2 separate regions of the Mus musculus genome follow, and region 2 is linked to region 1. The links are chromatin loops, found by intact Hi-C in ENCODE. Cell type or tissue: heart. All regions are shown on one strand.

Evidence for each region. Peaks named below come from ENCODE experiments on the same cell type or tissue, not always from the same donor. Only the 100,000 strongest peaks of a DNase experiment are listed, where the experiment ranks them.
Region 2: a loop joins it to region 1, with 1.9 times the contacts of the local background. A loop is called at or near these places in 2 of 42 quality-filtered maps.

What each region holds. Positions count from the first base shown.
Region 1 is chr1:53,769,974-53,777,973 of GRCm38, reverse strand. It overlaps Stk17b (serine/threonine kinase 17b (apoptosis-inducing)), which reads left to right. Exons shown (of 8, transcript NM_133810.3): 2 at 1,295-1,457; 3 at 6,152-6,364. The coding sequence starts at 1,336. Among named protein-coding and RNA genes, the nearest start is that of Stk17b, 11 kb to the left of the region's middle. In heart, no CTCF peak of the experiment used is centred here; a DNase peak (open chromatin) is centred at 3,783.
Region 2 is chr1:53,863,761-53,871,760 of GRCm38, reverse strand. Hecw2 (HECT, C2 and WW domain containing E3 ubiquitin protein ligase 2) reads left to right here. Exons shown (of 29, transcript NM_001001883.3): 18 at 2,842-2,925; 19 at 6,611-6,720. Among named protein-coding and RNA genes, the nearest start is that of Mir7681, 18 kb to the right of the region's middle. In heart, no CTCF peak of the experiment used is centred here; no DNase peak of the experiment used is centred here.

The DNA of each region.
Region 1 (8,000 bases):
TGTCATGTGATAATTGTGATATTCTCCAGCAAGAAGGCCACCATCATTTGAGGCTCCTTGTCCTTGTCCTTCCAGAACTGTGAGCCAAAATAAGCACATTTTCTTTATTAATAGCCTACTTTGGGGATTTCAATATAGTAACAGAAACCAGACTGATACAGTAGGGAACTTAAAACTCTGTATATGGTCTCCTGGCTGTAATGAATGTAAATGGAATTCACACCCAGGGGCATTTCAGCTCAATTCTTTCCCCCACCTCCCAGCATTGGTATTCTCAGACTCCAAGAGATGTATCCCCAGCTACCTAGAGAAGTGTTTGCCTCAGGACCAAAGGTTATATAGAAATAATTTACAAATTTGAAAACTAAACAAAATATAGGACAGAAAACACTGCCTGTTTCCTAAGTAGAAGATACTAGTTGGCAATTGAATGTGGCAAAGTTTTAAAAAACAAACAAACAAAAAACAGTTGTTCTCAGCAGGAGGTGAGGAGGGTGATGTAGCAACAGCAACAGACACTAGAGGGGTATTATGGGAGAGTCCTAGCAGAATAACTCCTGATCTTTCATAGATAGACGTGGCTGAGAGTCTACCATAATTACACAGATTTGGTTAATATCAAATAGTAATTTGATACTAAAAGTACCAAAAGTTTCAGACTATGAACTTCAGATATGGATTTGACTCTGGGTTGGTAATTTATTTATGATCAGTCATTGACCCAGCAAAATAGAGTTTTCAGTACTGGGTTGTGCCAAGGGTAGAACTGTTAAGGTCTAGGGGGGTGGTTCTAGATTTAGTTTTGGAAAGTAGCCAATCCATGAGCAAGTTCTGTTTCTTGATTTATGTGGGACAGAAATATAATGCACAAAATGTGAATTTGCTACCAAGTTTGTGGACATGTTAAGTTAAAACAAATATTCATTACATTACTATATTAAATTCCACAGGTGAGTGGAAGCCATGGATTTAAAGAATAGCAATTCACAGTCAATACTAATGATACCTCCTTCCACCTGCATCATAACCATTTCTCACTATTTTTATAGCAGTTTCTTTTTAAATGAAGTCAGTAGCTGTGCTTAGTTACCATTCAATTTATGTCTATGTGTGCTTCTGGCGTTTTCCGCTTGTGAATAGAATAAGCTCCTGAAATCAGCATATCTATGTTGTTCTATCTTAATACTATATTTGGAGCTGTGTAAGTAATGCACATCCTGCCTGAGATAATGTCTCTGTTTTTCAGTTACATTTAAGTTCCATCTTCTCTCTTCCTGTCTCTTCTTTTAACTAGGTAAAAGTCTGCCTAGAGAAGCAGGTCTGGCAGTCATCAACATGTCTCGGAGGAGATTCGATTGCCGAAGTGTCTCAGGCTTGCTAACTACAACCCCTCAAACGCCGATTAAAACAGAGAATTTTAATAATTTCTATACTCTTACCCCAAAAGAACTTGGGAGGTAAGGAAACTTTGATATCTTTGATATGTGTGCTGGCTAAATTCAGTGTTTTATTTGTTATAAAACTTAGAACTGTTATCAGTGATTAGAAAGAAAAGCTTTCATCTCTATTTTCTTAGCTGAACAGAAAATTAAATCTGTGGAGGAGTTCATATCAAATATCCCACCTAGCTCCAGATCTCATTTCTTTTTGCTTCTGTGTCTGTGAATGGGAAGGGACAGCTCAGGCTGCCAAGTCCTCATCTGGGCTCTGCCATTGATTACCTGTGTGACTTCAGTTAAATTACAACACCTCTCACTGCCATCTGAAAAAGAGATAAGGATAATTGTATTTATTTGTGTAGATTTTTTAGGGTTAAATTACTTAATATTTGTAAAGGGCTAATACAGTGTTATATGTTTTGGTTCAATACATTTTGATTTTTCCATTCCTAGCTACTGTGTCTGTCTAAAATAGAAAGAGATACTTCCTTACTCCATATGTACATACCCTCATAAATTAAGAATATTTAACTCATATCTAATATCACAGTTTTATATTACAAAGAATTGGTCTTCTGTATTAGTAGAAGCCTGTCTAAATTCTTGGCTTAATCAAGTATGCACTTCTTATGGCCAAGCGTGCCCTTGACATTGAGTACTACAGTAACTTTTTAGTATGTACTAGGAAACCTGTGCCAAGTCACTCATCTGTTGTGTGTCTTCTTAGGTTTAAAGTAAGCATGGTTATGAAGAGTTAGATCATATTGTTTTTTGTGTACGTGTGTTTGTATGGAGGTAAATGTTTGGCTTATGCTACAGTGGTTTACAAAGTGTTTTCTATTGATGGGTAGACAAAAAACCAGTCTGATCTCAGTGTGGAATCTCAAGTTGCCTGGACTAGGAAAGGTAATTCTTTGCTTGTGTCTTTTATGTTTTAGGTAGAGGCAAGTCCTGGCCTTTCTCCTTTTTTCAGATGTTTCATAAAGCCCCTTTTTCATAACATAGAGATGAGACCATCTCACAGACATAGAATATTTTGCTTCTTGCTCTACTAATCTCTCCTTCATAAATAGACATGGTTTCCTTTTGGTAGCTACATTCAGTATATACTTGACCGTCTTTCAAATATTTAAACAAAGCTGGACATCATTAGTTTCCCTAAGTATGTATCGTGTGGCACACTATCCAGACGGACTTCCTTTGTTCAATTTCCCTCTTCTGGGACACTTTCTGCTTTTGATTGTTTCTGTTAAAACGAAGGGCCTAGTATTAGACACAGTATTGTTCACAGTCTTACTTTGTGAGAAGACTGCTGAAGCCATTAGATGCCCGTGTGTCTCCTTCCACATTTTGTTCCTCTCTCTTTCCTCCTTGTCCCCCTTTCTTCTTATCCATTTTTATTACTAGGGATGCCCGGTCTGTGTCATATAGCATCATATTATTCTGACTAAGCTAGTTACTTGAGCTTCCTTTGCTCTGGATCAAAATTTGTGATCAGTGATCCTCTTAGTTGAGTATTATCTCCTTTTACTTAGTTGAGAAGATAGACTAAATATGTTCAAGTTGCCTTTTATTGTAAAACAACTGGAAATTGCTCTGAACAGATACTTAGACAAAGACTTGAGCATTCTTACCTGTTTTTCTAGGTTACTATTTGGATGAGTAACTTTATTAGGTTAACTTCAAAATAATAGGCATCGAGGCTAAAGAGAGCTTTTTCCCTTTAACTTTGTAGAGGACTTGCGTGGGGTCACTGTTAACTTTACACTGTCTGCAGGTGAAGGGATGGCATAAGGAACCAGCCTGAGCTGGACTAAGTTTGCTTTTAAAGCAAAAGCTCGTTATAGGTTATGGTTAAAACAAAAGTCAGATTCCTAGTGTCCCAGAATCAGATAGCTTCATGGAAGAGACTTAAATCACATCTTTAAATTGCTTTGGGCTAGTGACTCATGTGATAAATATTGTTATATTTAATTTTCAGCGTTGGCAATTAAAAATTCTAATTTTTAAAGCCTTCCATAAATCTTAAAAATCTGTCAAGCTCTTAACCAGACTTAGTGAGCTTGTTTGATGAAGTGAAGTTGGGGTTCATTCTTTTCTTTCCTCTAGGAGGTTTGCATATTTTGTAATTTAGAAACATAATTCTAGCATATAGAAAACTACAAGTTATCTGTCCATACCAGCCGTGTTTAAAAATTAATTTTAAATGTCCTTTAAGCAACACAAAGGGAAATATATAACGTAAGTCTAAGTTCATTTTTCACTAAACTGCATTGTTCCTGTTTTTTACCATGTTGGGTAAGTTTTTTCCACCCCTCCCCCAGCTGAGGCAAAGTTTCATCGGCCTTGTGGTTAGAAGGGGGAGGCAGATTCAGAAATAAAACGTCAGCTTCCTTTGTGGCTTACCCTCCCCATCCCTTGGTGTTTTATTGTGTGTTTTAGAATGCCGTGGGTAACAGCTAGACCTTTTTCATTGCTGGGAAATCTAGTCAGCCTTGCCCTTTATGTTATTATTAAGGTTTTACATTCTCTTGACGGCTTCTCTTCAGTTTGGTATAGGAACATAGTTTAAAGATTACTGTTAGACGTCTTAAACTACAACTGGCATCTAAGGATAGAAAGTAGGTACTTGTTCTTTTCGCCTAAAGCCTCTGATAATAATGGTAAAATATTTATCTTGCTTCACAGTATTTATATGAATATATGCATATGAAATTGTATAAGTATGTTGATGTAACTTTCTCAAATGTTTAAAAATGCAAATGTGAGCCAGGCAGTGGTGGTGCACACCTTTATTTAGTCCCAGCACTCTGGAGGCAGAGGCAACTGTGGATCTCTGAGTGGGAGGCCAGCTTGGTCCAGAATGGCCAGGGCTACAGTCCCAAAAAACCAAAGAAAGAAGAAGATGATGAAGAAGAGGAGGAGGAGAAGTGGGGAGGGGGAGACAGAAGAGGAAGAAGAGGAGGAGGAAGAAGAGGAGGAGGAAGAAGGGGGAGGAGGAGTAGGAAGAAGAGGAGGAGCAAATGTGGATTTAAAAACAGCACAATGTGTGGTGTTACAGTAGATATTCAGACTCTAGCATTTGCTCAGAAACATTTCAGGTGATATTAAGTGTTAGTTAGCTAAGTATAGATTTTTTTAATAGATTTGATTAATTAGATTAGACACGTTCCCTGTCCTCATAGAGTGTTCCCTTAGCAGTGAACACTGTCAAAAGAACCATCACCCATGACATTTGCGCAACTTTGTCCTGAGCTCATGAATGTAAGAGTAGTTTAAGAGAGTCTTAGGAAGCCGAAATAGTGAGGTAAAAATAGATGAAACTTGTTAATCTTGCTACTTGTTTTTGAAGCAATTCTAGTTCATAGATACCTTCAGGTAACTGGAGAGTAGTGACGTCATCACAACTGTAAATGCCCTGTCTTTCAGATATGTAATGTCCTTGGTTTCCTAGCTTGGTTCCTAAATTTTACAAGGTGAGGGTTTTTCTAAAACCTCAACTCCCTTTTCTGTTTTAGACAAGTTTTTGCTTCTGTATCTAAGTAAGACTTGGTAATTGTTAAACTTAATAAACAAATCCATTTTAAGGGGAGAAATTGTTCCATAGTTGTGAGACAAGAAAGCTAGAAATTCTTGGCACTGAACAGTAAAGGATCAGGTTTGTATAGGCAGTTTATTTCATTGAGGTATGTAGGCTTCATATTATAGACTGTATACTTTATTTTTAATTATTAGCTACATGTTTTAGATTGACACTGATTTTTGAGGTATTTGGAAAATAATGAGGAGGAAACTGTTGTTCTGGTTCTTGTGAGTAACAAATAAAATGCAGGCAAGCAATTTCTTCTCCTAACTCCCACACAGGGGGTTAAACCACTTAGGTTAAATGGTTGACCCTGCTATCAGCTGACCATCTATGTTTAGAAGTATATTTTTGAGAGTAGCTGCAGCAATGGAGTTAAAATACCAGTTTCTGGAGATTTACTTGTACCCAAGTTAGTACCAGAAACTAGAATGTGGTTTATTCTTAGTTATTAAATTGGGATCTTTTAGAGTAGAGCCTAGCAGGTTTATGATAGGCTTCAATCTGAAAACCCTCTGGGATTGAATGTAAACCTCCCTGTCTAAGGTCATGTTGCCTCTTTTTGGAGTGTGCAAATCAATAGTTTGTTAGTTCTTAGACTAATCTTAGGTTCAGAATAGCTTTATATCTTTGAAAAACTAAATGCTTATAATAATAATATATGCATATACCAGGAGAAATAATCTTTGTGCTTTTAAGTTTGGGTAAGATGCTAAGTACTTCTATTAAAGAGATAAAAACATATATAATTTCCTAAAATGACAGATGTGACATTACCGGGTGTTTTTATACCAAACTGTTGATCATCCTTAATTTCTTACATGATCCCAAAATACATTTGAATACCCTCCATAGGATCCATATCCCTTGTGTATCTGTTAGAGGCATAGTGTTGTTAGGCACATGATATTATCAGGTACACTGAAATGTATTATACTGATAGTAAAAACAATAGTTTATTCTGCTATGATAATTGCCTACACTTACACAGTAACATTGTAGACTTAATAAAAGAGCACATAGTATTTGTGTCAGCTTGTACAAAAAAGAAAATTTCCTAATGGCACAGATACGTGAAAGACTTCACCTTAAGTTGGAGTTATGAAGTTTCCCTATTCTTTCTTTCTAGAGGAAAATTTGCTGTGGTTAGACAATGTATATCAAAATCAACTGGACAAGAGTATGCTGCCAAATCCCTGAAAAAGAGGAGAAGAGGGCAGGATTGCCGGGCGGAAATTCTGCATGAGATAGCTGTGCTGGAGCTGGCCAGGTCTTGTCCCCACGTGATTAATCTGCATGAGGTCTACGAAAATGCAACGGAAATCATTTTGGTGTTAGAATAGTAAGTATGTGCTTCATACATTTAAGGTGTTTATTGTAATTGGTGGAATACGATGCAGAATGTCAGATGACAACAGTATGACAACATTGACTATTGATAAAATATTAGAGAGACATAGTTTATATTTGTACATTTTTTTTCCAAGGCTAAATATGTAGCCTCAAACATCTAGGCCAAAATTCATTTACAGCAGGCAACAAACATAGTCAACCCAACAATTTGGGAATATAGTTGCAATAATTTAATTCCATATTAATAGTTTATAACTTGAGGGTTTTGTCTAGAAATAATCTAATAACAAATAAAATAGAAGCCATGTTTTATGTTTTGCTAATCTGTTTAGTAAAACATGTCCAAAGAAATGATGCAAGAAGAGGGCTTGTAAAAGATGTCTACTACATTGTTATGCCATTTATAGTACATAGGATTTAAAAAGCAATGTCAGCAACTGTAGCCAAAAGAAAAAAATCCGTCTGGTTAGTGAACAATTGCAAACACTAAAGCACTCAGTAATGGATGAAGTGTTATGAGTGTCAGACTGTTAAGATCCCCATGGCTGGCTAACCAAGTTCAGCATCAAATACACTTACTAGTTTTTGAAGATGGACAATATATGAAAGAGAATAGTAAATTAATACTGAGTTCACCACCTGTTTTGATAGGCTTTAGTAAAGTAAATCTACTTCAGCACAAACTAAAAAAGGAAAGTACTGTTTTAGAGAAAATAATGCTACAAACTAGAGGAATTCTTTTTACCAGTCAATGTATACAATGCATCGCCCTTTGAATGTGACAGTGTATTTGTCCTATTTTACTTTATTTGTATGTGTATATATGTACATGGAGTGTGAGTGATGCACGTTTGGTGTGTGTGTGGTATGCACAAGCATGTGCAAGCATGTGGAACTCAGAGATAGATTTTAGGTGTCTTCTCAATTGATCTTCATCTTATACATTGAGACTGGGTGGGTCCTTGAGTAAACCTGGAGTGTGCCCTTTCTGCCAGTCTGGTTGGCCTGCTTGCTCCTTAGATGCTCTGTCGCTATCTCCTATGCATTAGGGTTGTAGGCAGGCCACCACACCTGCTTTGTGATCAGAACCTGGGCCTCATGCTTTCTGAGTTCCCACCCCATCTCCTGTGAGCTTCGTTTTAGGATTCATATTGTAAGGAAGTAGAGATTTGTTCATATGGGTTTTTTTTTAAGTCAATTGTTTTATGTAAGAAAATAGATTTGACTAAAATAATTTGTGAATGAAAATTATTTTTTAAAAAGATTTATTTATTTATTTAATGTATATGAGTACATTGCAGCTATCTTCAGACACATCAAAAGAGGACATCAGATCCCATTACAGACCGTTGTGAGCCACTATGTGGTTGCTAGGAATTGAACTCAGGACCTCTGGAAGAGCAGTCAGTACTCTTAACCTCTGAGCCATCGCTCTAGCCCGGAAATGATGATTTTTAAAAGGTTAAACTGACATGTAGTTTACTGAACAATGAGTAGTATATACATTTCTCAGAACAAGATACATAAAAGTATATTCTAGAAGCTTCAGAGTAAATTAGCATAGCAGGAAATACTAGGATACTACCAATGCCATTTCATTTTTCATGCATTTTATGATGATTTTT
Region 2 (8,000 bases), 94 kb before region 1:
TCCACTCCACTGCTACTGCTGTTCTTGGTGGTCATCCCCATGGTACTGGCATCTTCAAAACACTGGGGTCTTCTGCTGTAATTGGGCTGTGCTTTCACAAAGAGCCTCTCATAAGCTCTCTTCATGATGCCAAACCTCAACTTGTCCTCATGACTCCCTTCAGTCCTGGGCCTTCAACTGCCACTGAGGCTGCGTCTTCATCTGTGTCCTCTCCTGCCCTTTCAAAGTGCCAGGTTTCAGCCACTCTCCATGATGCCTTCAAACCTGGCACCACCTGGGTGACTCTTGCACAGTACCAAATCTGGCTGCCAACACAAGGTACAATCTTGGCTGTCTCTGGAACTCAGCTTTTCTGTGCTCTCAGAAAAACACTTCCCAGAAGATTTGACCTCAGTAATGCCGATATCTTCGTAATCATCACTAATTGCTTAGCTCCAGCTAACCAGCATCAATTGTTCCAGTAATGAAAAAGTTTCACTTTAGTAGTTCTGGTATCTTGTTAATCATAGCTGATTGTTCAGCCCCAGCTAACCAGAACCACTGAATCTTACACTGAAACAGCAACAGCCCTGATAGAGTCTCTAAACTTCCCCTCTGAAACGTCACAAGCCAAGCCTCCATCTTCTGTACTATTCTCAACATTCTTATCTTCCAGTATCCTACAGAACTTCCCACTGAGATCTCAACAGGCAATGGCTTTTCTGGCTGGAAGTTCCAAAGTCTTTCCATAATCCTCCCCAAAACCAGGTTCAGGTCTGTCACAGTGATACCCCCTATGCTGGTACCAACCTTTCTTAGTTAGGGTTTTATTGCTATGACAAAACGCTATGACCAAAAGGCAAGTTGGAGAGGAAAGGGTTTATTTAGCTTTCACTTCCAGGTCATAATTCATCATTAGAGGAAGTCAGGGCAGGAACTCAAGCAGGGCTAGAACCTGGAAACAGGAGGCAATGCAGAGGCCCTGGAGGGGTGCTGCTTACTGTAAGGCTTGCTTTCCATGGCTTGCTCAGCCTGCTTTCTTAAAATTAGTGATCAGTGAGGGTTGTGCCATCCCTCATTGATCACTAATTGAGAAAATGCCCCACAACTCAATCTCAAGGAGGCATTTTCTCACGTGAGGCTCCTTTTTCTGTGATGACTCTGGCTTGTGTCAAATTGACACACAAAACCATCAAGAGCATAAAGGTTAGGTGCTTCCTACACTTATAAACATAAAATGGATCTAGCTTGAGGAAACAAGAGACTGAACCCTGTACTCTAGCCTTGTAAACTGTGACTAAAGGCAAGTCCGTTTCTATGTGTTTGGGGATTTTTCATCCAGGCTGTTAATAAACCTTGTGGCTTCCAACTCAGTAAAGAATCTCATTAAGGTGACTTGGATCTTATGAACCCAAGGTACAATGGAACTGGTAAAAATACCAAGTAGAGCTAAGGTGCTCTAAGAACTAAATCTAGATGAGTAACCAGAGACACATTTCGCTTTATGCTTCAGGTCTCAGAATGCTGAGTTCTTAGCACTCACAGTAAAGTTGTGTATATGTTTGGCTTCCATATTCAAATGAAATGGTTTCAGTGCCATAGCTTAAACTTTTATTTTTTTCCTGTCATCTTAAGGCATTACTGTAGAATGCTCTGAAATAACATGAGGTAAATTAGAAAAAAAAAATAAGAAAATGTTTTATTAAAATTATGTTCATGTGAAAAGTTTAAGATATGAAAATGAAGATGATTTGTGAATCCAAAGATGTTGTCACATGTATTTATGTTAAGTTAATGGCAGAAATAGCATGTCATGGCAATGTGTGTGTGTGTGTGTGTGTGTGTGTGTGTGTGTGTGTGTGTACTATATTACAGATCCAACCCAAAGCCTTCCATGTAACAGGCAAGCATTCTATTGATCTGTATCTCTACCCACAGCATTGTATCTGGTATGGGAGGGCTATTTACTTTTCTACATTATACACAATATCTACTTTCCCAGTCTTAGCAATTAAAAATGTTTCACGTTTTCATTATTTAAAATAGCCATGCTCTTTTTTATTTTTATTTTATTTTATTTTTCTTTTACTGAAGCTATAAGCACAGTCACAGGTACTGTTTGTACCACATGTAACTTACAGGTTTATCCTCAGGAAAACAGCTGGATATTGTACCCATACCTTTTGAATGGCAGGGGATAAATCTGGGGGATTGCTTTCTAAAGAGAGTGGAGTCACCCTTTCAAATTGTTGCTTAGATGCAAACTCCCAGGTGGCCTTAACCCAGAAAGGGGATTGGTTTTACTGTCTGGAATAGTGCGGTCTATGATGCTACTTAGGTGGCAGAATAATTGTTTTCTCCCAACATTAGAAGTTGTTGTTGCTCACAGGGTCCTTTCCTTGTATGTTTTGCTTTGTACCTTTTTTTTTTTTTTAAACTTTTTACTTTTTTATTTTTTATTTTTTGAGACAGGGTTTCTCTGTATAGCCCCGGCTGTCCTGGAACTCACTCTGTAGATGAGGCTGGCCTCAAACTCAGAAATCTGCCTGCCTCTGCCTCCCAAATGCTGGGATTAAAGGTGTGGCCACCACTGCCTGGCTGTTTGTTTTTTCTTGTAGTGCTGGGGATGGATTCAGGGCCTCTTGCATGCTAGGCAAGCATTCAACCACTTCATCCCAGCAGTGTTCTTCTCAAAAGCAAGGAGTGTGCCCTTTGGGGATTTGTATTCCTAAAGTCCCATAGCACAGTGCCACTTATTAAGTACAAAAAAATGCTACAACCATGATAGAAAATATGGCTCTCCAATAAGTTACATCCACAAAGCCTATCATGAGCATCTGTACCGTTTCCTTGCCTCAACAGGGAGAAGATCCAATTTATCCGAACGGAAGGGACCCCTGGATTGGTGCGGCTCTCAAGCGATGCAGACCTTGTCATGTTACTGAGGTATGTGACACTGGGGCCTCAGGTGGAAGTCTCCTGCTGTCAGATACTTTGGGATGTTTTTGAAAATAATATGCCACAGTGTTGGTAGCCTTAAAATGCCTCCTTTCTCCTCGGAATCATAAGGAAATCGTCATATTGAAAACTTAGGATGCAGCTTTCAGGGTAATTTATTTCAGATTACATCGGGTACCCCTAAAATTAGCTTACTCATGCTTCTACACTGCTGAGAGACGAAAAGGATATACAGACAAACAAATCAAATACCACACTCATTGAGTAGAATGGAAGTTAACCGAAGAAGTACGTGCAGCTTACCCTGGGGCAGGGGAGAGGTCATTGATAGGTTATTTTCCCGCCACTTAATAAGTACCAAAAATAATAAGCCAGTTTAAACCAGATTAGATTATATAAAGATGAGTTTATTGGGAAGCTGCATTCTAATAGGGAGTTCACTGGCCCCAAGGACCAAGGTCATGGAAGTTGCCATAGAGGAAGGAGAGAGAAAGGAGCATATTGCAGAGAGAGAAGGGAGAAGAGAGAATCCAAAAATGTCTGGGTTATATAGGAATGAGCCTCTGGGGGAAGGGCAGCCCAGCCCTTGGGCTGGAAAGTTCAGGTTTGGGTATGTCAGGCAGGCACTGAGGGATTCTGGGAGAACCTGGGGACCAGGTCTGCTTTGGTAGAGAAAATATGCACGCCAGTCCCTTGTCCCAGGCTGAAACCAAAAAGTCATCTTTCAGTTTTCTTTCCACTTTTTTCTTTTCTTTTTCCAACATGTGCTTTCTCTCCTTTTGCTGGTTTCAGGAGTAGCTTATTTACTTTATGGTTTTTAAGAGTTTAAGGTTTGGTCAATGGTTCTGCGGATTTAGGCGCTTCGTGGAACAGACCCATTGTATTGCCCTTCGTGGTGGTTAGAATGATTCAGTTTTTAAATTTCAGAGTACTTTGGAAGGACAACTGTAAAGGGTTTTTTTTTTTTTTTTGTCTGTTTGTTTTGTTTTTCGAGACAGGGTTTCTCTATGTAGTCTTGGTTGTCCTGGAACTCACTCTATAGACCAGGCTGGCCTCGAACTCAGAAATCCACCTGCCTCTGCCTCCCAAGTACTGGGATTAAAGGTGTGCGCCACCACACCCAGTTTAAGGTTTTTGTTGTTGTTTAAAAAAAAAAAAAAGACCTTTCTCATGTTTGACATCAACCCTCAACTATAGGCAAATTAGAAATAAAATGCTTTTGCAGGATCCAGTGGCTGGGAAACTGCCCTGGAGGTCTCCATAGGATCAACACCCCTCAGGCAATGCTTTGTTTATCCCTGAGGGCTAAACAATGCCACAGGGCAGTGTTTTGTTTGCTTTCTTGCTATTTTCTTTTTCTTGAGACAGGGCTTTTCTGTATAGACCTGTCTGTACAGGAACTCACTCTGTAGACCAGACTCAGAGGTCTAGCCTGCCTCTGCCTCCCTGTGCTGGGATTGAAGGAGCCCACCATCGTGGCCAGGCTTGTGTGTTTTCTTTTTTTGTTTGTTTTTTGTTTTCTGAGACAGGGTTTCTCTGTATAGTCCTGGCTGTCCTGGAACTCACTTTGTAGACCAGGCTGGGCTTGTGTGTTTTCTATGTTGGTCTTGACCTTGACTCTCTCTCTCTCTCTCTCTCTCTCTCTCTCTCTCTCTCTCTCTCTCTGTTGTCCTATATCTTGCTGAAAAGCCCTTTCCATTTTTGTTGCTATGAAAGCAAGATTCCAAAGGATTCAATTACTCCCCATCTTTTGACTCTTAAGACCTTTGAGGAGGGTGTGTCACTTCTCAATCTAGCAGGTGACTGACCCTTTTAACTGACCTGTACTGAATTAGTTCTAGAAAGAGTATAGCCTGCCAGATAGTCAGGAACACTATTGATCTGCTAGTGCAAGAATAAGATGTTTCTATAAAAATAAAGTATAGAAAAACAAAAGTCATATGTTTTTGAAAGGCGGGCAGAAGTAGAAACAGGGAACAAACAACCTCTGACAGTAGAGACTTTTAATGTGTGGGGGTGGGGGGTGGGGGGTTGGTAAAAGTCTCTAGAGGAGAATCCCTAAGGATGGAAAGTCTGCCTTATGCACCGAAGTCAGTATAGGGCAGAAGGGGAGACTGGGGAGGAGTCTGAAATCAGCCATTACAGGGAGCAAAGGATGAAAGCTGAGTATTAAGAAAAAGAATGTCTTGTGGTGGGTAAACATCCCTGGGCAGCCATTGTCAGGTGTCAGCAGGGGGAGAGGCGGGATTAGGAAAATATGTCTGGAATGAGGATTGCTGTAGTCTCACTGCCCAGAAACCAAAAGGGAAAAGCTTTTTAAAATGGCATGGCCTTGGCTACAAGTCTCAATCTTCTTCTCTCCTTAGTTAAACAGTCTTTAGATGGTAAGTCTTAAATATCTTAGTTAATTATAGCTAACTACCACAGTCTATCTGAGTTTCTTATATGTAAAACGATCTCACAAATAAAGAGCAAGATTGCTTCCTCACCTGCTTGGGGAAATAAGTATGTTCACTGAAACTAAAGGGCCTTTGAAGAAGTTGGAAAATTTACTCACACATAGTGATTCTACAGTTATGGCATGTTGTACATTTAGGTCTTGACTGTCATTTCATTTATTAAATGTATTTATTAATAGTATGCAATGAAGCAATATACTATCTGTCTTTAATAAATAATATTTACTACTTATTGGAAGTGGGGGGTTGTCTATTCACATTCTAAGTTCTTCTGTATTTTACTTTAAGTTTATTTCAGTCAAAGGCTTAAGAGTGTGCTTGCCACATACTAAGTGAATCTGTGTCTCCTTGGTGTTTTATATTTTAAAGAAGAGAATTAGTTCTGGTAAAAATGTACTTGGTTATCTGTACACTAAGGTGTGAGAGAGTCTGTGTAGCTTTAGGATATGATTCAAATCACATTAAACCCATGTAAAGATATTTTTCTATTGCTATTATAAAATATAAAAAATGTAAATGACTTGAATTTGTTATTGATTATTCATTTCCTATATACTCTCAATAACTGATTTGATTTAAAATGTACTTTTATCAGGTTTATCGAGTGATTAGTAAATTCAGACATATGAAATAGGAAGTAATTAGTAAATTTGGATGTATAAAAAGTTTTAAAGTTGTATAGCAAAAGATGCAGGGCTTGATGAAGAGGTCAGGGTGGATTGGGTGGGTGTGTGCTTTGACTGAACAAATCTGACTTTGTATATGTACTGTATTCACACTATGAAACTCACAGGTACAGGGGATACCATGTAGAGAACATTCTTGGTGCCATTGGTAATAAAAAGCAGGAAGTTGGGGAAAGACATAGGGATAATAAACTAGTATATTCATAGAATGGCCTGATATACAGCCACCTAAACCTTTATGTATCCACACAGATATCAGACTACAATAATATTTTTGATTGAGGATGTAGGTAAAATTCAAGCATAATAAATACTTACAGACAACATTTAGCAATGTTTATGACAAAACTATGTTTTATCTGTGCACGGATGTTTCTGAGTATGAAACTATGGAAGGAAACTACCTGTTAAATCACAATGGAAGAAAACAAGAAAGCCCTCATAGAATCCTACCTCCTCCTCACTGTGGAAGCAGCTTACTTGGCCTCATTGGCTAACGTATATCCTCTGTTCCATGTCTTTTCCTAGCTTATTCGAGGAAGAGATAATGTCATATGTGCCTCCTCATGCCTTACTCCACCCCAGCTACTGTCAGTCCCCGCGTGGCTCCCCCGTATCATCTCCCCAGAACTCACCAGGTGAGTCTTCCTACTACATATGGGAATTCTCTGAGAAGCACAGGTATGGAGTGCTCTGCCTGCTGATAAGGACACACTGCGTGGTATTTGCTGCCTTTTTAAGTAGCTCGCTTCCTTGTAAGTTCATTTTGACTGAAAGCTTATAAAGATAAATGGCAGTAGTGTAACATATCCTGCTGTAGAATCTACTTTACATCCTGCTGCCTACTGCTTAATGTTTCTTGGAAAATATTAGGGCACAAAATATTTTGCGAGCTCTTTTGATTTAAAAAGTTAGTTGGGGTACAGCTTTGATAGACAATAAAAATGTTTCCACTCTCAAGAAAAAAAAGTTGAGAGTTTAAACTATTTGGTATAATGGACTTGGGTATTTTTCTCCTGTTGTATTAACTAATTGTCTAAGATGGTGTGAGGGGGATGAATGGGCGGATGAAACAAGCTAATGGGTGAAACTTATTTGAACTCTTTTAGAAGAGGCAGATGGGAATTAGGGGGTGATGAATGCTCAGGTGTGTAAATGATATGGAGTCGATCTTTACAAATGATTTTTTTACCGAAGGTAGCCATGATGTTGACAGAATATCAACTATATCTTTTTACAGGCAATGTGTTATTTACACTATTTCAGTAGAAAATCAAACTTCGGTTGTGACACTGAAAGCTACTATGCTCTTTGATGTATTAACTTGTGTTCTCACACATTGCTCTGATAATAAAGCTACAGTCTAATTGAATACCACAAACAGGAAAAGCTCTATTAATCTGTCTGTGTAACACAGATTTATTGAGCATCCAACTGTGATGCAAGTGCTGAGTTAGAGCATGGCCGTGTGAAATGAATACTACAGTCTCTGCTTTTGACGGGTTCACTGTGAAGCAGTGAGGCAGTGGTGAGTCTATAGCTCAGTGGTCAGTGCCCTGATGGCAAGACATCTGGGAACATGGGTGTGGGAACACTTGTTTAAGGAAGACTAAGATAGCAGGGGTGAGGGAACCTTGAAGGATGACTGAATAGAAATTTGCTAGGTGGGGCTTGAAGTTTAGCTGGATGGTAAGGAACTTGCCTAGCCCTGGGATTGGTTCCCAGGACTAGGTGAAGGGGAAAAAAAAGATCTCAAAAAGACCAAACTGGCAAACAAAAATCAGAACTGGAAGTTTCCCAAATGGGCCAAAGGCAGAAGGACACTCTGGATAAAAGGGCAGCATAGGCTGAGGAGACAGTGGGATTCTGAGGAGAAAGAATAGAAACGAAAGGCAGTTCTGAAGATTCAGGTTGGAAA